2 separate regions of the Homo sapiens genome follow, and region 1 is linked to region 2. Evidence: chromatin loops called from intact Hi-C (ENCODE). Cell type or tissue: A673. All regions are shown on one strand. Links, peaks and the distances in the headings refer to the core of each region. The heading gives the core; the rest is flanking DNA. Region 1 overlaps PCNX1 (pecanex 1). Region 2 has its middle 77 kb from the start of RGS6.

Region 1 (10,242 bases), core at 1,106-9,105, 750 kb after region 2:
TCACCATCGACAGTCGGGATTGGATGGATGATGGCAAGTTTCGAAGCGATATCTGACTAGTAGAAGAGCGCCGACAAGGCACAAACCCAGTGGTGGACATCCGGAGGGATGAATGCCGGCTGCTATAGCAGTAGGAAGACTGGCTGGCTACTGAGGCCCGGGCAGGAGACTGTCTGACCAGGCCCGACTGCACAGAGTGAGAGCTGTGGCTAGTGCCTAGGAGGAGAAACAGCAGCACTCACTCAAAGTAGAATGACTCAGACACAATACTTCTGTTTTGCAGTTTCTAAGACTTTTTCCCCTAAGCAATTAATTGGTGAACTGACAGAACTTAACGTTTATGCCTAAAACTTTTAAAGTTAAGAAAAAGAAATACGTATCTGAGATCTATTTTCTTTTGTGGTTCTTGTAATATATTTTTTATTTGCTAAAGTTTTTTAAAGTTCAAATTCTGTGGCATATGAAAGACAATTAATAATTAAATATTTTACAGCAAATATCAGGACTTAAGGTTGGGATAAATCCTAAAATATGTTTCACAGAAGCATTTTAAAATAACAAGAATACTTCCATAATATATCAGAAATGAAATATCTCACGGAAATGAGACAGTCAGAAGGATTTACTAAGAAACACTGCATGATCTCACTTGTGGAATCTGAAAACCCCGAACTCACAGAAGCAGAGAGTAGAATGGTGGTTGCCAGGGGCTGGGGAAGAGGAGGTGTTGGTCAAAGGGTACAGAGTTCCACTGAGTCAAGAGGAACAAGCTCTGGAGGTCTACTGTACAGCCTGGGGACTAGAGTTAATAATAATGTGTTGTATGCTTAAAAATTGTTGAGTAGCTCTAAAACATTCTTATCACAAAGAAGTATATGAGGTGATGGATAGGTTAACTAGCTTAATTTAATCATTTCACAATATATTCACATATCAAAACATGATGTTGTATACCATAAATATATATAATTTTTGCCAGTTAAAAAGAAATATTTATTAAGGCCCTACTATGTGGCAAGCTCTATAACTACTATTTCTCAAAGTATAGTATTACTGCCCTTTCAACTTCTACCAAGGAAAAGCTACACTGTCTATAGAGAGACAGTGAATACCACGCTGTAATTTTCATATACATTTGGGGATCACTACTAAATCGGAATGATCAGTGGCACTGAAAAGCAGGTTCTTCTGCATCCTTTTTCAAGTGGCTTGATATGATTCTTCAGACTTGTCTTTTTCTTGACTCATAAGAGTAATGTAAAATTAATTACATTGAAACATAGCTACATGTACTTTTTACCTAAAAATAAAAAGAGCTAATCAAGGTAAGAACAAAAAGTACATTTAAAGAACACTGAAAGTTTTAGGTTTTCACCTAAATAAAAAATATTTAATTATTCATTATGTCTTTCATATGCCACAGAATTTGAACTTTAAAAAACTTCAGCAAATAAAAAAAAAATTACAAAAACCACAAAAGAAAACAGATCTCAGATACGTATTTCTGAACATCCAAAATGTTGATCTATCAGGTCTCTTCACTTGAATCCCATTGAAAATATATATATTTAAATTTAATAAATGTCTTTACATTTAAGTAAATGTCTTAGAACTTTATTTGATTCACGTGAAGCAGTCAGGGGGGCAGTTGGGGAGAGGATCAACTTCTTCATATGGCTGGATCAACTGCCCAGCCATATGGAGACAGTTGAGACCTGATTCCTTCTGCACACCAGGTGGATTGTAGATCTCATGTCAAAGGGAAATTAATAAAAGCATACTTTGAGGGCCTAGGGACAGGGAAAATTTTCTTAATTAGGACATAAAAAGTACTAATGATAAAATAAATGAATAGTAAGTTGTTCTCACTAAAACTAAGGACTTCTCATCAGAAGAAGGCAAGTAACTCTTCACAGTAAGAGAATGAAAAGACAAGGGACAGAATGGGAAAAGATATTTGTGGTACAGAAAACTGAAAGAGCTCAAATCCAGAATATAAAACACAAATCAGTAAGAAAAAGATAACCAAATAGAAAAATAGGCAAAAGATGTAACTAGGCACTTTAGAAAGAGGAGCTGCTGATAAATTCATTAAAAACTTCCATTCTTAGGTATCAGAGTAATGCAAATTAAAAGAATAAAATTAAAGACCACCCCTTCTCCTGCCCCCACTGGAGCAAGCAAGGAGCAGAGGCAGGAACTGACAATCTTCAAAGCTGGGAAGGTTGATAGGACTGGTGAGAGTACCAACTGGTTTAAAAAAAAAAAAAAACCTTTCTGGAAAGATTTTTGGCATTATATATCAAGAGTCTTATTCTCATAGGCTTTGGCCTAGTGATTTCATTTTTAAAGTCTCTAACCTATGAAAATAATAAATGATTATAAAGACTTATATACAAAGACTATTACAACATTGTTAGAAGAAAAACCAAGTAATTGTCCAACAGGGGAGAAGTTAATTATAATAGTTAAATATTGTTAGCCTTTAAAAATTATATTTTCAGCTGGGCGTGGTGGCTCACGCCTGTAATCTCAGCACTTTGGGAGGCCAAGGTGGGCGGATCACAAGGTCAGGAGATCGAGACCATTCTGGCTAACATGGTTGAAACCTCGTCTCTACGAAAAATACAAAAAAAAAATTAGTTGGGCGCAGTGGCATGCACCTGTAGTCCCAGCTACTCGGGAGGCTGAGGTAGGAGAATGGTGTGAACCCAGGAGGCAGAGCTTGCAGTGAGCCGAGATGGCACCACTGCACTCCAGCCTGAGCAACAGAGTGAGACTCTGTCTCAAAAAATTAAAAATAATAAAAAAAATAAAAATTATATTTTCAAAGAATCCTTAATATATTAAAATGTTTATGTTGAATTATCAAGTTTTAAAAGTATATATACAAATATATAAAATATATATTTATATATATAAAATAATATGAACAAATGGAATAATGTACAACTTGGAATAAAAAAAATTATATTTCTGGGCTGGGTGTGGTGGCTCACGCCTGTAATCCCAGCACTTTGGGAGGCCGAGACGGGCAGATCATGAGGTCAGGAGATGGAGAACATCCTGGCTAACATGGTGAAACCCTGTCTCTACTAAAAATGCAAAAAAATAGCCGGGCGTGGTGGCAGGGGCCTTAGTCCCAGCTACTCAGGAGGCTGAGGCAGAAGAATGGCATGAACCCGGGAGGCGGAGCTTGCAGTGAGCCGAGACTGTGACACTGCACTCCAGCCAGAGCAAGACTCCATCTCAAAAAAAAAAAAAAATTCTATTTCTGAATTTCCAAGTGGACCACATGTAATCCTCTTTATACACATATACTAACCAGCCTCTATGGCTAAGAAGCTAACATTAGACATATAACTTTGTTTCACATTACCTAGTGTTGGAGGATAAGATGTGACAGGTGGGTGGAGTCCAGTTCCTGATCCCTGCCCAGGATTTCCAATGCTTCCCTGGGTCACGTTGCTGTGGGGATTGTTGGCAGTTGTTGCATTGTTACCAGTGCAGGAAGTCCCACCTCCAGTATCAGAATCTTCAATATTGCCACCACTGTTACATCCAGCTCCGCAACCTTTCCTAAGCCTAGGAACAAATACCAGAGTAGGAAGCATTATTCCAAGATCACTTCAAAATGGGTATTTTATTCTTTTTCCAGCTATTCTGAACTGCAAATGCTACTAATGTTCACCTTTTAAAGTCTTTATGGTGCAATCAATATTAGGAACAAAAAAACTCATTACGTTTTCAAAGAGTGGCTTAAGAACTATACCCGTCATATTCACTGCCTCAAATCTTTCATATGCTCTATTATCTGTCCTGCACCATAATAAAGAACTGTATATAACTCAGTTGTACCATTAAGATCACAGCTGGAAATGGAATTTTTTTTTTTTTGAGACGGAGTCTCGCTGTCACCAGGCTGGAGTGCAGTGGCACAATCTCGGCTCACTGCAACCTCCACCTCCAAGTTCAAACGATTTTCCTGCCTCAGCCTCCTGAGTAGCTGGGACTACAGGCGCCCACTACCATGTCCAGCTAATTTTGTATTTTTAGTAGAGATGGGGTTTCATCATGTTAGCCAGGATGGTCTCAATCTCTTGACCTTATGATCTGCCCACCTCAGCTTCCCAAAGTGCTGGGATTACCCAGTGTGAGCCACAGCGCCGGGCCTGGAAACAGAATTCTTACCAGTGCCAATGTCTGTTCAGTGACTCTGAAGTATGTAACCCCTGAAAACCTAATTTATTTATACTGTTAATATAGTGTACTTGAAGAGAGGTGCTGAAATCATTTTTCCTATTTTTAAAAAATGGAGAGTGACTAAGCAAACGAGGACAATTGGGCACTCTATGCCATTTTTCTTAGGGGGAAAGAATCTCTTTACGGTAATTCCAGCATATTAGATCTTTTTTGGAAAGAAAATTTCTTTGAACACTCCCCTGACTTATATTGTGCCTTCTGTTTGGGCGGAGATTGAACATTTGAGAGTTTGCTGCTTTAATTGCCAGATTTGGTTTTCTTAAGCTATATTTAAGAATCTGAACAACCCTTATGTTCTGCAATATTTCTTCATCATCCAAACTATGATGTTCCTACACCAGACATAATTTACTAGACAAAAGACAGAGAAAAAAAATCATGTGAATATTTGAAAACACTGTAGATTTCAGATCTGAGTGAGAATGTATTGTTAAAAAGGCAGTAGTATCTCTGCATTGCCATCAAGTTTCAATGTGTACAGAGTGCTCCCCCTAGTGTTGGAACAGAATGGTAAACTAGACAAAGTAATCAACTTGCATGTTATGTTTTTCTCTTAACTTCCCGTTTGTACAGAACAAATATTCAAATATTCTAATAGTGGTAATATACAACAGAAAGTTAAAAAAATTAAACAAATAAAGGGAATTTTCCAAGATTCTACCAAGTAATGGAGCAATGGTTCTTAACCAGTTATACATCAGATTTATCTAATAAGATTTTGAAGATAAGAATGCTCAGATTCTACTTCTTGAAGTTCAGAAATAATGGGTTCATATTGTACCATGGCACCTGTAATTTTTTCTACAAGCTTCCCAGGTGATGCACACTGCCTAGATTAAGAGGGTCAGGAATACACCAGCACTGAATAATACAATCCCTTGGCTCACCTGTGCCAGGTTGACACTATGAAGTTCCTGATATTTCCCAAGCTGATAGGACCCCCAAGAATGTCTTTAAGCTGTTCGTGGCTGTCAGAGTAAGAAGTTGTCAGGGGTGAGACAAAGATTGGGTAGCCAATAGGTTGATCACAAGATGAGTTTATCATGTTTCTCAGGGCTTGCTTTGCATTTTGGATGCTACCTCTCTCTGGGTTACGGTTACGTAGAAAAACAAGCTCCTGCTGTTGCCCTGCCCAAAGACCTCGGACACATTCCTTATTCACCTGAAAACCAGAACACAAGGGAATTAGGTTAAGGGGCCAAGAATAAAATTCACAGAAACAGAAGAGCAGAAATGGGAGGAATACAAAAGATATTATGATAACCAGTTGTGAAAAGCGGGGAACAAATATAAGTAGGTCACATTTAAATAGGAGGTAGCCAATTTCCCTTTGTCATTAGCAGGTTGCTAAATAATAAGTATCTACACAGCTCTTTCTTCATGCTCTGTATTTAAAGTATCAAGTAAAATAAAGTCAATTTAGTTTTTTAACTTGGCAAAGCACTGATAAATAAGACTATAGACATCTTTTATAGAAATGAGAGATAAATATTTACGGTTGAAAGAATGTTTATGACATTTGTGGGTCGATTAATGTGAATTTAAAAAATAACTATAAACTATCAGAATAAAATTTCAGAAATTAAGCCTCTTAAAGCACTGAGATGTTTAAAAAAACAAACAAGCAAAAGTTAGAATGAACTATTTAACTTCTGATCTTTATTAAGTACATGGTATGCTATCATTTTGCAACCTAAGAATCATATTATATTAGCAATATGGTGCTGACTTTTTAAAAAGAGATGCTGCCCAAATTGCATATATAAAATATATAAGACCTGCCATTTAATGGATAAAAGACTGTCAAAACTGAAATAACCAAAAATTTTAAGGCTTTATGGCACATGAGAAACTTTCAGAGGACAGAATAAAGTACTAAAAAAAAATAAGTAAAATTAAGTGCTCATAAACAAGAAAGACAAATGTAATATGGTCATCACATTTTTTTTCTGTGAAAAAACTTTCAATTACTTTTTAAAAGTTTACATCAAGGCTGGGCGTGGTGGCTCACACCTGTAATTGTACAGCTTTGGGAGGCTGAGTCAGGTGGATCACTTGAGGCCAGGAGTGTGAGACCAGCCTGGGCAACATTGCAAAACCCTGTCTCTACAAAAAACACAAAAATTAGCCGGACATGGTGGTGCATGTCTGTAGTCCCAGCTTCTCGATAGGCTGAGGTGGAGCAAAGGGAGGTCGAGAGCCTGCAGTAAGCCCATGATCATGCCACTGTATTCCAGCCTGGGCCCAAAGTGAGACTCTGTCTCAAAAAAAAAAAATTTTAGATCAAGTTATTCAACTTCTATGTTTTGGACCAAATAAATACCTCAAACACTTACTTTAATGACCCTGAAGCTCAGGTAGCGTCTGTTGAGCATGATGATTTTATATTCATTGGTGCCATCATCCATGACATGCCGCAGAGCAAGCAAGGAGGGAGAGTTGGCAAGTACTGCACTCCGCCATGCAGGGTCCCCTTCATGGGCTATTACGAGGTTCTTCTCATGAGATACTATGGCTTCATAGAGCACAGTAGGGTCATCATATTCATCTGGAGAAGTAAAATGATCCTAAATACAAAAATAATATATAAATTTTTAAAGGAAAATAAAAGAACTGATAACTTCTACAGTTACTAAGTGAAAGTTCTTAAAAACTGGTTTATTATGAATATTTCAACACATGTTAATATTATTAGAGATAAATTATAGATTCTCAGTCATAACTGGGTTAGGAAGTAGCTCATTACTGCTATACTATTTTTGTAAATTCCTCAATCCAACCCTCTCCTCTAAGTTCTAGATGAATAAACATCATTTCTGGTTTTTATGTGTTTTGTTTTTCTCTTTCAAGTTGGTTTTTCATATCTTTATTCATGTTTTTTTTTCTGTTGAAGGATTACGTCACTATTAGGTAAGGAAGGCTAAAACTACATAAAAGGTCTCTATATTGTGTTTCTTCTTAACTAGATACTTTTCACATAAAGTCGTATCTCTAAAATGGGTTCTAATATATCACTTTATCCTGCCTCTCACCTAGTTAAGATACAGCTCAAAGCTAGCAGCTCTGAGCACAGATTTGGGGTCCTAGTCCTAGAGAAGTTGGTAAAGTTTTCTCTGAAAAGTATCTTGGTCTTAATAACTACTTATTCATTTGATAGTTATTCAGTATCTACCATGTACAAGACTGTCTGGCAGGCAGCATGGATAAAACAAAGAAGATATGAAATGTATCTCCCTATTACAAACCTACACATTAACAGGGACAGGACATATACTGAAATAACTGTAACACAAATCTGCAGTTTTGAAATGGTATATTAAAGAAATGTAAATATGATAGGCTGCTTTCATATTTATAGTTGGGAGGCTGACAAATTTCTGTATCCCAGTAAAGTAATCCATTTGCACTCAAGTCAACTGACCAGAATTTGTGCTATGTGAAAGGAGAAGAGGGAGAGTAAGAAGGAATATCCTTAAGGATAGAGCCTGTTAGCTGGGGGGTTGAGATATGTGAGATAATACTGTATACATAAATAATGCTTCATAATGTAAAATGTTCTACATTATTTCACTGGAATTTTACAACAATCTTGTCAAGTAGGTTGAGTTGATAATACCTGCATTTTCCATGTTTAAAAACTGAAGCTTAAAGAGGCTTAATTGCTTCCTAAGTGTAGGAAGTTAGTAAATGCCAGGCAGAAGATTTTGGACCTCGAAGACTGGTATTCTGGAATAACTCAGTCAGACAAAATAAAGAAAAAAGAATAAAAGAAATGAAGAGAGTCTTTGAGGAATACGGGATTATGTAAAGCAACCAAACTTACCAATTAATGACATTCCTGAGAGAGGAGGTGGAAAAGTAAACAACCTGAAAAACATATTTGAGGGAATAACTCAAGAGCATTTCCCTAATCTTGCTAGAAAGGTGGACATCCAGATACAAGAAATCTGAGAACAGCTGTGAGATACTATACAAAATGAACATCACCAGGCATACAGTCACCAGGGTGTCCAAGGTCAACACTAAAGAAAAATTCTTAAAGGCAGCTAGAGAAAAAGGTCAGATCACATAAAAAGGGAACCCCATCAGGTTAATAGTAAACTTCTCAGAAGAAACTTTATAAGCCAGAAGGGATTGGGGCCTGTTTTCAGCATTCTTAAAGAAATTCCAACCAAGAATTTCATATCCTGCCAAACTAAGCTTCATAAGTGAAAGAGAAATAAAATCTTTTCCAGACAAGCAAGTGCTAAGGAAGTTTGTTACCACTTAACCAGCCTTATAAGAGATCCTTAAGGGAGTTCTAAACATGGAAACAAAAAAATAATACCTGCTACCACAAAAACACACTTAAGAACACAGCCCACAGACCCTATAAAGCAACCATACAGTAGAACTACGAAGCAACCATTCATGATACATGATAGGACCTTCATGATAGGACCAACAACTTCCTAATAGGACCAAAACCTCACATATCAATATTAACCTTGAATGTAAATGGTCTAAACACCCCACTTAAAAGACACAGAGTTGCAAGGTAGATTAAAAAAAAAAGATCCATTTGTCTGGTCTCTTCAAGAGACCCATCTCACATGCAATGACACTCATAGGTGCAAAGTAAAGGGCTGGAGAAAGATTTATCATGCAAACAAACAAAAAGAGCAGGGGTCACTATTCCTATATCAGATAAAATAGACTTTAACAACAGTAAAAATGGAAACAAAAGGTCATTACCTAATGATAGAAAGTTCAATTTAACAAGAAGACATAACTATCCTACATATATATGCACCCAACATTGGAGCACCCAGATTCATAAAACAAGGTTTTACTGGCCTACAAAAAGACTTAGCCACATAGTAATAGTACGGGACTTCAATACCCCACTGACAGTGTTAGATCACTGAGGCAAAAAACTAACAAAGAAACTCTGGACTTAAGTTTGACACTTGGCCAATTGGATCTAATAGACACCTACAGAATACTCCACCCATCAACCACAGACTATACATTATTTTTATCTGCACACAGAACATACCCTATGATCGACCACATGCCTGGCCATAAAGCAAGTTTCAATAAATTAAAAAATCAAAATAGGCCGGGCGTGGTGGCTCACGCCTGTAATCCCAGGACTTTGGGAAGCCAAGGCAGGTGGATCACGAGGTCAGGAGATCGAGACCATCCTGGCTAACACGGTGAAACCCCGTCTCTACTAAAAATACAAAAAATTAGCCAGACGTGGTGGCGGGCGCCTGCAGTCCCAGCTAATCGGGAGGCTGAGGCAGGAGAATGGCAGGAAACCAGGAGGCCAAGCTTGCAGTGAGCCGAGATCACGCCACTGCACTCCAGCCTGGGCAACAAAGTGAGACTCCGTCTCAAAAAAAAAAAAAAAAATCAAAATAATAGTAACCATACTCTTGGACCACAGTGGAATAAAAATGGAAATCAATACCAAGAAGATCTCTGAAAACCACACAATTACATGGGAATTAAACAACTTTCTTGTGAATGACTTTTGCGTAAAGAAATGAAGTTAAAGCAGAAATAAAAAAATTATTTGAAATAAATGAAAACAGAGATACAACATGCCAAAATCTCCAGGATGCAGCATCTATGACAAACCCACAGCCCTCATACTGAATGGGGAAAAGCTGGAAGCATCCCCCTTGAGAACCAGAACAAAACAAGGATGTCCACTCTCACCACTCCTATTCAACACAGTACCAGAAATCCTAGCCACAGCAATCAGGCAGCGGGGAAAAAAAGGCATCCAAATCGGAAAAGAAGTCAAAGTATCTCTCTTTGCTGCTGATATGATTCTATACCTAGGGAACCCAGAAGACTCTGCCAAAAAGCTCCTGGAACTGATAAATGACTTCAAGTTTCAGCATACAAAATCAGCATACTAAAATCAGTAGCATTTCTATTAACCAATAATATTCAAGCCGAAAACCAAATCAATAATGCAATCCCATC
Region 2 (10,242 bases), core at 1,067-9,066:
GGTGGTATTTTGATGGGGATTTCATTGAACATGTAGATTGCTTTTGTCAGTATAGTCATTTTCACAATATTGATTCTACTCATCCATGAGCATGGAATGGGTCATCTATGATTTCATTCAGCAGTGTTTTGTAGTTTTCCTTGTAGAGGTCTTTCGCTTCCTTTGTTGGGTATATTCTTAAGTATTTTATTTATTTATTCTTTTTTTTTTTTTGCAGCTATTGTAAAAGGGGTTGGGTTCTTGATTTGATTCACTGCTTGGTCGCTGTAGGTGTATAGAAGAGCTACTGATTTGTGTACATTAATCTTATATCCCAAAACTTTGCTGAATTCTTTTATCAGTTCTAGGAGCTTTCTGGAGGAGTCTTTAGGATTTTCAAGGTAAAGGATCATATTGTCAGCAAACAGTGACAGTTTGACTTCCTCTTTGTCGATTTTGATGCCCTTTATTTCTTTCTCTTGCCTGATTGCTCTGGCTAGGACCTCCAGTACTATGTTGAAAAGGAGTAGTGAGAGTGGGTATCCTTGTCTTGTTCCAGTTCTCAGAGGGAATGCTTTCAACTTTTTCCCATTCAATATGATGTTGGCTGTGGGTTTGTCATAGATGGCTTTTATTACATTTAGGTATGTCCCTTGTATGCTGATTTTGCTGAAAGTTTTAATCATAAAGGGATGCTGGATTTTGTCAAATGCTTTTTCTGCATCTACTGAGATGATCATGTGATTCTGGTTTTTAATTCTGTTTATGTGGTCTATCACATTTATTGACTTGTGTATGTTAAACCATCCCTGCATCCCTGGTATTAAAACCACTTGATCATGGTGGATTATCTTTTTGATATGCTGTTGGATTTGGTTAGCTAGTATTTTGTTAAGAATTTTAGCGTCTCTGTCCATCAAGGATATCGGTCCATAGTTTTCTTTTTTGATTATATCTTTTCCTGGTTTTGGTATAGGGTGATGCTGGTTTCATAGAATGAATTAGAAAGAGTTCCCTCTTTCTTGATCTTGTAGAATAGTGTCTAAAGAATTGGTATCAATTCTTCTTTGAATGTCTGGTAGAAGAACTCTGCTCTGAATCCATTTGGTCCTGGACTTCTTTTGTTGTTGGTAATTTTTTAATTACCACTTCAATCTTGCTGCTTGTTATCAGTCTGCTCAGGGTATCTAATTCTTCCTGATTTAAGCTAGGAGGGTTGTATTTTTCCAGGAATTTATCTATCTCTTCAAGGTTTTCTAGTTTATCTGCATAAAGGTGTTCACAGTAGCCTTGAATTATCTTTTGTATTTCAGTGGTGTCAGTTGTAATATCTCCTGTTTCATTTCTTAATGAAGTTATTTGGATTTTCTCTCTTCTTTTCTTGGTTAATCTTGCAACGGTCTATCAATTTTATTAAACTTTTCAAAGAACCTCATGTTTGTTTTATGTTTTGTATTTTTTTTGTTTCAATTTCATTTAGTTCTGCTCTGCTCTTGGTTATTTCCTTTCGTCTGCTGGGTTTGGGTTTGGTGTGCTCTTGTTTCTCTAGTTCCTTGAGGTGTGAGCTTAGAATATGAGTTTGTGCTCTTTCAATCTTTTTGATGTAGGCATTTAGGGCTACGAACTTTTCCTCTTAGCACCACCTTTGCTATACCCTGGAGGTTTTGATAGGTTGTATCGTTATTGTCATTCAGTTTGAATAATTTTTTAATTTCCATCTGGATTTTGGTTTTGACCTAATGCTCATTCAGGAACAGGTTATTTAACTTCCATGTATTTGCATGACTTTGAAGGCTCCTTTTGGAGTTGGTTTCCAGTTTTATTCCACTGTGGTCTGAGAGAGTACTTGATATAATTTCAATTTTCTTAAATCTATTGAGACTCATTTTATGGCCTATCATATGGTCTATCTTGGAAAAAGTTCCATGCACTGTTGAATAGAATGTGTATTCTGTGGTTGTTGGATGAAATGTTCTGTTTATATCTGTTAAGTCTATTTGTTCCAAGGTATAGTTTAAAACCATTGTTTCTTTGTTGACTTTCTGTTTCAATAACCTGTCTACTGCTGTCAGTGGAGTATTGAAGTCCCCCACTATTATTGTGTTGCTGTCTATCTCATTTCTTAGGTCTATTAGTAATCGTTTTATAAATTTGGGAGCTCCAGTGTTAGGTGTACATATGTTTAGGATTGTGATATTTTCCTGTTGGACAAGGCCATTTACCATTATATAATGTCCCTCTTTGTCTCTTTTAACTGCTGTTGCTTTAGAGTTTGTTTTGTCTGATACAAGAATGGCTACCCCTGCTCGCTTTTGGTGTCCATTTGAGTGAAATACCTTTTTCCACCCCTTTACTTGAAGTTTATGTGAGTCCGTATGTGTTAGGTGAGTCTCCCGCAGGCAGCAGAGAGTTAGTTGGTGAGTTCTTATCCATTCTGCAGTTCTGTATCTTTCAAGTGGAACATTTAGGCCATTTACAGTCAATGTTAGTATTGAGATGTGAGGTACCATTGCATTCATTGTGCTATTTGTTGCTTGCATACCTCGGTTTTTTTTTTGTTTTTGCTTTTTAACTTGCATTTTTGTTTTATAGGTTCTGTGTGATTTACGCTTTAAAGAGTTTCTGTTTGTATGTGTTTCCAGGATTTGTTTGAAGATTTAGAGCTCCTTTTAGCAGTTCTTATAGTGGTGGCTTGGTAGTGGCGAATTCTCTCAGCATTTGTTTGTCTGAAAAAGACTGCATCTTTCCTTCATATATGTTGCTTAGTTTTGCTGGATACAAAATTCTTGGCTGATAATTGTTTTGTTTGAGGAGGCTGAAGATAGGGCCCCAATCCCTTCTAGCTTTGCAGGGTTTCTGCTGGGAAATCTGCTGTTAATCTGATAGGTTTCCTTTATAGGTTACCTGAGTGTTTTTGTCTCACAGCTCTTAAAATTATTTTCTTTGTCTTAACTTTAGATAACCTGATGACAATATGCCTAGATGATGATCGTTTTGCGATGAATTTCCCAGCTGTTCTTTGTGCTTCTTTTATTTGCATGTCTAGGTCTCTAGCAAGGCCAGGGAAGTTTTCCTCGATTACTCCCCCAAATATGTTTTCAAAACTTTTAGATTTCTCTTCTTCCTCTGGAACACTGATTATTCTTAGGTTTGTTCCCTTAACATAATCCCAGACTTCTTGGAGGCTTTGTTCTTATTTTCTTATTGTTTTTCTTTGTCTTTGTTGGATTGGGTTAATTCCAAGACCTTGTCTTCGAGCTCTGAATTTCTTTTTCTACTTATTCAATTCCATTGCTGAGACTTTCCAGAGCATTTTGGATTTCTATAGGTGTGTCCAATATTTCCTGAAGTTTTGGTTGATTTTCTTTATGCTATCTATTTCCTTGAATATTTCTCCCTTCACTTCTTGCATCGTTTTTTGTATTTCCTTGCATTGGGCTTTGCCTTTCTCTGGTGCGTCCCTGATTGCTTGATAAGTAACCTCCTGAATTGTTTTTCAGGTAAATCAGGGATTTCTTCTTCTTGGTTTGGATCCACTGCTGGTGAGCAAGAGTGATTTTTGGGGGGTGTTAAAGAGCCTTGTTTTGTCATATTACCAGAGTTGGTTTTCTGGTTCCTTCTTATTTGGGTAGGCTCTGTCAGAGAGAAGGTTTAGGGCTGAGGGCTGTTGTTCAGATTCTTTTGTCCCATGGGGTGTTGCCTTGATGTAGTACTCTTCCTCTTTTCCTATGCATGTGGCTTCCTGTGAGCCAAGCTGCAGTGATTGTTATCTCTCTTCTGGGTCTAGCCACTTAGCAAGTCTACCCGGCTCTGGGCTGGTACTGGGGATTGTCTGCACATAGTCCTGTGATGTGAATCATCTATGGGTCTCTCAGTGTGGATACCAGTACCTGTTCCCATGGAGGTGGCAGGGGGTGAAATGGACTCTACGAGGTTGTCAGCTTTGGTGGTTTAATGTTCTATTTTTGTGCTGGTTGGCCTACTGCCAGGAGGTGGTGCTTTCCAGAAAGCATCAGCTGTGGTAGTATTGAGAGAAAATGGCAGTGGGCGGGGCCTTAAAACTCCCAAGAGTATATGCCCTTTGTCTTCAGCTACCAGGGTGCATAGGAAAGGCCCATCAGGTCGGGGCAGGGCTAAGCATGTCTGAGATCAGACTCTCCTTGGGCAGGTCTTGCTGTGGCTGCTGTGGGGTATGGGGGTGATGTTGCAAGGTCAATAGAGTAGTGTACCTAGCAGGATTATGGCTGCCTCTGCTGAGTCATGCAGGTTGTCAGGGAAGCGGGGGAAAGCCAGCAGTCACCAGCTTCACCCAGCTCCCACGCAAACCGAAGGGCCGATCTCACTCTCACCGTGCCCCTTCTAACAGCATTGTTTCTCTGCTCAGTTACACTACTATTGGCTGTTCTGGAAATCAGCAAACCAGTCAAATATGTTGTGTTCAATAGTTCCCTGGGGTTAGCAGACGTGGGCACACCTTAAAAACACAGTCAAGGTTGTCTTCAGCAACCTGTACCAGTCCTTTCTCTCTTCTGGTCCATCTGAAGTAGGTATTTTGTTTACAAATATTTCTCCAGCATCACACTCAGGAAATCTAAGATTAAATAAAAACTAAAAAGATGGTATTTCTGAAACATATTTCCTATAACATGTCCATCAAACAGAGAATGAAGAAATTGGAAGGATGAAAATGGAAGGAGGGATGGGGCATCAGTTGAGACAGAATGGGGGGTGGTACATTTTATGAATCCTCATTCCTACAAAATGAACCGCAAAGGCAGAGGCTTCTGTGTCTCTTGTATCTCCCCACATGCCCATCATGCTTTTTAAAAATCAGGCATTAAGAATTTGGGAATAGAAGGGACATTCATTTATTAAACATCATCTAAAATCAAGAGTCTAATCTTTAAAAACCTTCTTCAGTGGAGGGAGCTCACAGCCCTCTGACATGGGGGGAAGCTTATCTTCAGGCACACAAAATGGCAGAGGCCAGCAGGGGGCAGCAGCACAGCAGGAATATTGAGGCAAGCCTGGGGTATTGGGATGCAGCCAATGAAAAGTTGGCCAACAGGAAAATCATTGTCCTCTGCCCTTGGAAGAGCTTGATTAGAACCTGGAGCTTCACATAATAATCAAGATAAGAAATTTGGTGAAGTTCAATTTTCTTTTAAATTTTTGTCATGAAAAATTTCAAACACACACACACAGAATTAAAGAGAAAAGTATAGTGAACCAATATGTCCATTCCCCAGATTCATCATTATCAACATTCTGCCATACTTCCTCACCTGAACCTATTTTCTTTCTTTCTTTCTTATTTTAGAGACAATTGGAGTTTTAAATTTTAAAGTGTGTGTTCTTTCAAGGTGAGATTTGGTGAGTAGTCAAGCTCTAGTATAGTCCCACACTGCCATGAAGGACGTAAGCTCCTTTTATCCTTCTGCTCTGACACCCTTAGGTTACCTCATGGTGGCAAGATGGCAGCTGCACTTCTGGGAATCACATCCACATCCCAGGCAGAAGGCTGGGTGTAGTGGCTCATGCCTGTAGTCTCAGCACTTTGGGAGACCAAGGCGGGCAGATCACTTGAGATCAGGAGTTCAAGATCAGCCTGGTCAACATGGTGAAATCCTATCTCTACTAAAAATTCAAAAATTAGCTGGGCCTGGTGGTGGGCGTCTGTAATCCCAACTACTCAGGAGTCTGAGGAGGGAAAATCACTTGAACTCGGGAGGCAGAGTTTGCAGTGGGACTCCATCTCAAAAACAAACAAACAAAAAAACAACCATTCCAGGCAAAAAGAAGGAAGACCCAGGTTAAAAGGCAAATGTTAAAAGGCTACTTTCAGCATGAGAGAAAAAGACAGGGTGCTGGGGGAGCAGTAAAATTCAGGGACCACCACATGGAAATTCTAATTCAGCACCAAACAAATGTGAAGCTCAGAGGTAAGATAAGCTTAAAAAGCCACCTATGAAATAGGAGAGAATACTAGGAAGTCCAGCTCAGGAAAAATGCAACTGACATTTGTGTATCACTTCTTATAGCTTGCGATGAGATCAAGACTATACATGTTATCTCATTAAATTTGTCACAGCAACCCAATCGAGTAGGTTAAATAATTTTACAGATGATGAAATGAGACCTCAAGAGACCTCGTAACTTTCTCAAGGCTACAGAGCTGGTAAATAGTGGGTCCAAAATGATCTGCTCCTTATTGTCCTAATTTCCTTATTACTGATTCTTTCAGAGATATAATATGTGTTCCTCATGAAAAAAATCTGTAATCCTCACCATCGAAGGCCACTACTGCATATACTTGATTCCAAACCAGGAGCACAAAGGTGCGCATTCTTCTCGGGTCCATTGCAGTACACTGTTCAGCAAGCTGCAGTCCTAGCTGCGCCTTTAGTACGGGGGAAGCGGGGGTCCTGGATGAGGGTCTGGGCTGGGATGAGAGACCCTCATCCCCCAGCTCAGACACATCTGCTTTAAGAAATGGCTCACGCCTGTAATCCTAGCACTTTGGGAAGCCGAGGCTGGTGGATCATGAGGTCAAGAGATTCAGACCATCCTGGTCTACATGGTGATACCCCGTCTCTACTAAAAATACAAAAAAAATTAGCTGGGCGTGGTGGCGCATGCTTGTAGTCCCAGCTACTCGGGAGGCTGAGGCAGGAAAATTGGTTGAACCCGGGAGGCAGAGGTTACAGTGAGTCAAGATAGCACCACTGCACTCCAGCCTGGTGACAGAGCAAGACTCAGTCTCAAAAAAAAAAAAAAAAAAAGAAAGAAAAAAGAAATGGAGTAAAACTTCCTTGAAGCCACTGCTCTTCCGCTCTTTCCAATAAAAGGAAATGCACGTAGATCCACTGGGCTCAGAGTGACCTCCTGTCAAGGACTTCTAAATTGTCTTCAAAGATGGAAAATATTGCTTTGTACACAGCTCTTGGGATGGATTAATCATGAGCTGAATTTCACATAAAAGCAGAGACAAGAGACTTGATGCAGTCCAACATTCTTCCTTAACTTTTTTATTAAGAAAGTTTTCAAAAGTACACAAAAGAAAAGAGAATAATATAAAAAAACTCAATACACCCATCCTTGGATTCAACAATTATTCACTTTTTGCTCCAGTTGCTTCATGTCTTCCTTTTGGTCAGCCTTCTTTTTTTGTGAATATTTCTTAAAATCCCTGTCATCAGGCCATTTCACCCCAAAGTCCTTCCATATATCTCTCTAATAGACTTTTTATGTATAAACACAAAACCTTTATCACAATCAGTGGTATTAATACTCACTTTATATTCAAATTTTCGGCTGAGCATGGTGGCTCATGCCTGTAATTCCAGCACTTTGGGAGGCCGAGGCAGGTGGATCATTTGAGGTCAGGGGTTCGAGACCAGCCTGGCCAACATGGTGAAACCCCGTCTCTACTAAAAATACAAAAATTAGCCGGGTATGGTGGCGGAAGCTAGTAGTTCCAGCTACTTGGGAGGCCGAGGCAGGAAAATCACTTTAACCTGGGAGCCAGAGGTTGCAGTGAGCCGAGATCATGCCATTGCACTCCAGCCTGGGTGACAGAACAAGACTCTGTCTCAAAAAAAAAAAAAAAAAAAAAAAAATCAATTGTTTCAAAAATGTCTTTTTATAATTGGTTTCTTCAAAACAGGACCTAAACAAAATCAGGTCACTGCATTTGACTGTTATGTTGCTTAAATTTCTTCTAGCCTAGAGTAGTGTTACCAACTTACTGCCAGCAAGGTTCTCTAATTTCTTGAGTTCTTCAACTGTGTTCTTCCTCACCTCCACATCTCGGTACTTGCTGTACTTTCTGCCTAAAAGATGTCCCCTGGCCCATACATTGCCCCAAAATCTTCTGCTTGTCCTTCAGCTTTCAAATGAGATATTCTTGCTGGTATAACGTAGCCCTCTGTCAGAGCTTCTTTTGTTAAGCCCTTTGATTGTGATCCTAGTGTGCGTATTGATTACTATATTTATCAAGAGTTTTTGCATCATATGGAAAATGGCTACCAATGGGACTGGGCAAAAAATTCAGTCTGTTAAATGCAGACTCTGATTCCACAGTTCTGGGATGAGGTGTGAGGATCTGCATTCCTCACAGGCTCCCTGGTGATGTCAATGCAGCTTGTCTAAAGACTGCACAATGAGTGGTGACAGGCTAGATCATTCCCCACTTCCTCTATCTAAGTGTGGTAACACTTACCACACTGTATTGCAATGGTTTCTTTGAATATCTGTCTTCCCTCTAGAACAGGGGTTTGTAAACTATTGGAACAAAGCCATACCCATTTGTTAATGTCTTGTATGTGACTGCTTTTGAGCTATAACATCAGAGTTGAGCAGTTGCAAGAGAGACCATATGGCCCACAAAGTCTGAAATATTTACCATCTGGCTCTTAATGGAAAAAGTTTGCCAACCCTTCCTTTAGACTGTAGTGCAGGGAGATAGTTTTTTCTTTTTCTTTTCCTTTTTTTTTTTTTTTTTTTTTTTTTTTGAGACAGAGTCTTGCTCTGTCGCCCAGGCTGGAGTTCAGTGGCGCAATCCTCTCTCACTGCTACCTCCACCTCCTGGGCTCAAGCGATTCTCCTGCCTCAGTCTCCTGAATAGCTAGGATTATAGGCACCCGCCATCCCACCCAGCTAACTTTTGTGTTTTTAGTAGAGATGGGGTTTCACCATGTTGGCCAGGCTGGTCTCGAACTCCTGACCTCCGGTAATCCGCCCACCTCGGCCTGCCAAAGTGCTGGGATTATAGGCATGAGCCACCGTGCCTGGCCAGGAGAGAGCTTTTTCATTAGAATATCTCAGACCCAAGTCAAAGACCCTGCACATAATAGGGACTGAGTAAGTAAGTTACTGAACGATGAATAATGAGAGTAACCGACAATAAGTGAGCGCTTACTACATGCCAGGAATTATACTAAATGTTTTATATGCAGCATCTCATTTAATTCCATGCTAACTCTATGCAGGGGGAAGACTATTCTCATGTTTCAGGTAAAGAAACAGAGGCTTAGAGGTTCCTTTCCTATCCATGTTGAAAGGACTCACAAGCCCATGTAATCTGACTCTAGCACACTTTAACAGTTGAAAAGTTGCTCATGGAAAGGTTAAGCAAAACCTGTTTATCCTGGGCCCATTTGAGGCAGACTGAGTCACTGTCTCTGTGAAAATGACTACCAACGGGACTGGGCAAAAAATATTAAAACATTCTTACAGTTTAAATCAAAAGACGCCAGGTTAATTGAACATACACACACATAAAACACCTTCTTTGTAGTAAATACTATCCAATTACAGTGGACCCAGCCATTCTTCGAAGAGTCCAAAGAGTGACCTGTACTTAAGAGAATTATAAGATTATAAACTACCTAGGGACTTCTTTCCCTTGGAAGCTCTTTCTTCACCCTGCACACCCCAAAAACTGTCTCCAGTACAGCACCTTGCTCAGTCTTGAGCCACTGTAGGCACTTGATAAGAGAGAGCCTACATGGAAGAATGAAGCAGGTGAAATCTATTAAACTTGAGAAAGCTTCTCGTACATGCTACTTCATTTTCTAGTACCATAATTCCCAGAAGATAGGGAGAAGGGTGGCAACTTGTTTAACCCTTTATTATTATTATTATTATTATTTTGAGATAGATCTCATTCTGTTGAGCAGTGGTGTGATCTCAACTCACAGCAGCCTCAACCTCCTGGGCTCAATCAATCCTCTAGCATCAGGCTCCCAAGTAGCTGGGACTACAGGTGTGCACCACCACACCCAGCTAATTTTTTTTTTATTTTTTATAGAGATGGGGTTTAGCCATGTTACCCGGGCTGGTTTTGAGTTCCTGGGCTTAAGCAATCCTCCTGCCTCAGTCTCCCAAAGTGCTGAGATTATAGGTATGAGCCACTGTGCCCAGCCTTATTATTATTTTATTAAAAGCCAAAGGCTAAAGTGACTCAGCCAGTGTTTCGTGGAATAGTAATAATTCTAGGAGTGAAATGCACGTGTCTTATGTTCCAATATAGTGAGAAAGAGAAGTTCAAATACAGCTAGAAATAATGAAAGAGAAAGAGAAACACAGGGAATGGTGAAAAAGAGAAAAACACATACAAGGCAGATACTAGCCTGCCAGAGCAACTGAGCAAGTCCAGAAGCCATGGTGAGAAATTAGTCTGGAACACAAGACTCTTTGATTATGATCCTAGTTTGCATATTGATTACTATATTTGTTAAGAGCTTTGGGATCTTATGGAAA

The links. Hi-C counts contacts between places; a loop is a spot of excess contacts. Peaks named below come from ENCODE experiments on the same cell type or tissue, not always from the same donor. Only the 100,000 strongest peaks of a DNase experiment are listed, where the experiment ranks them.
Region 1: it touches region 2 in a loop (3-fold over the local background); 8 of 110 quality-filtered maps call a loop at or near these places.

What each region holds. Positions count from the first base shown.
Region 1 is chr14:71,098,578-71,108,819 of GRCh38, reverse strand. PCNX1 (pecanex 1) reads right to left here. Exons shown (of 36, transcript NM_014982.3): 31 at 6,600-6,830; 32 at 5,151-5,425; 33 at 3,380-3,585; 34 at 1-216. Among named protein-coding and RNA genes, the nearest start is that of PCNX1, 200 kb to the right of the region's middle. In A673, for the core only: a CTCF peak has its summit at 4,755 (motif pointing left); a DNase peak (open chromatin) is centred at 4,739; H3K27ac peaks cover 511 bases.
Region 2 is chr14:71,850,331-71,860,572 of GRCh38, reverse strand. No RefSeq gene overlaps it. Among named protein-coding and RNA genes, the nearest start is that of RGS6, 77 kb to the left of the region's middle. RefSeq lists enhancers at 4,242-4,311, 7,898-8,399. In A673, for the core only: CTCF peaks have their summits at 4,760 and 4,964 (motif pointing right); DNase peaks (open chromatin) are centred at 4,022, 4,982 and 8,232.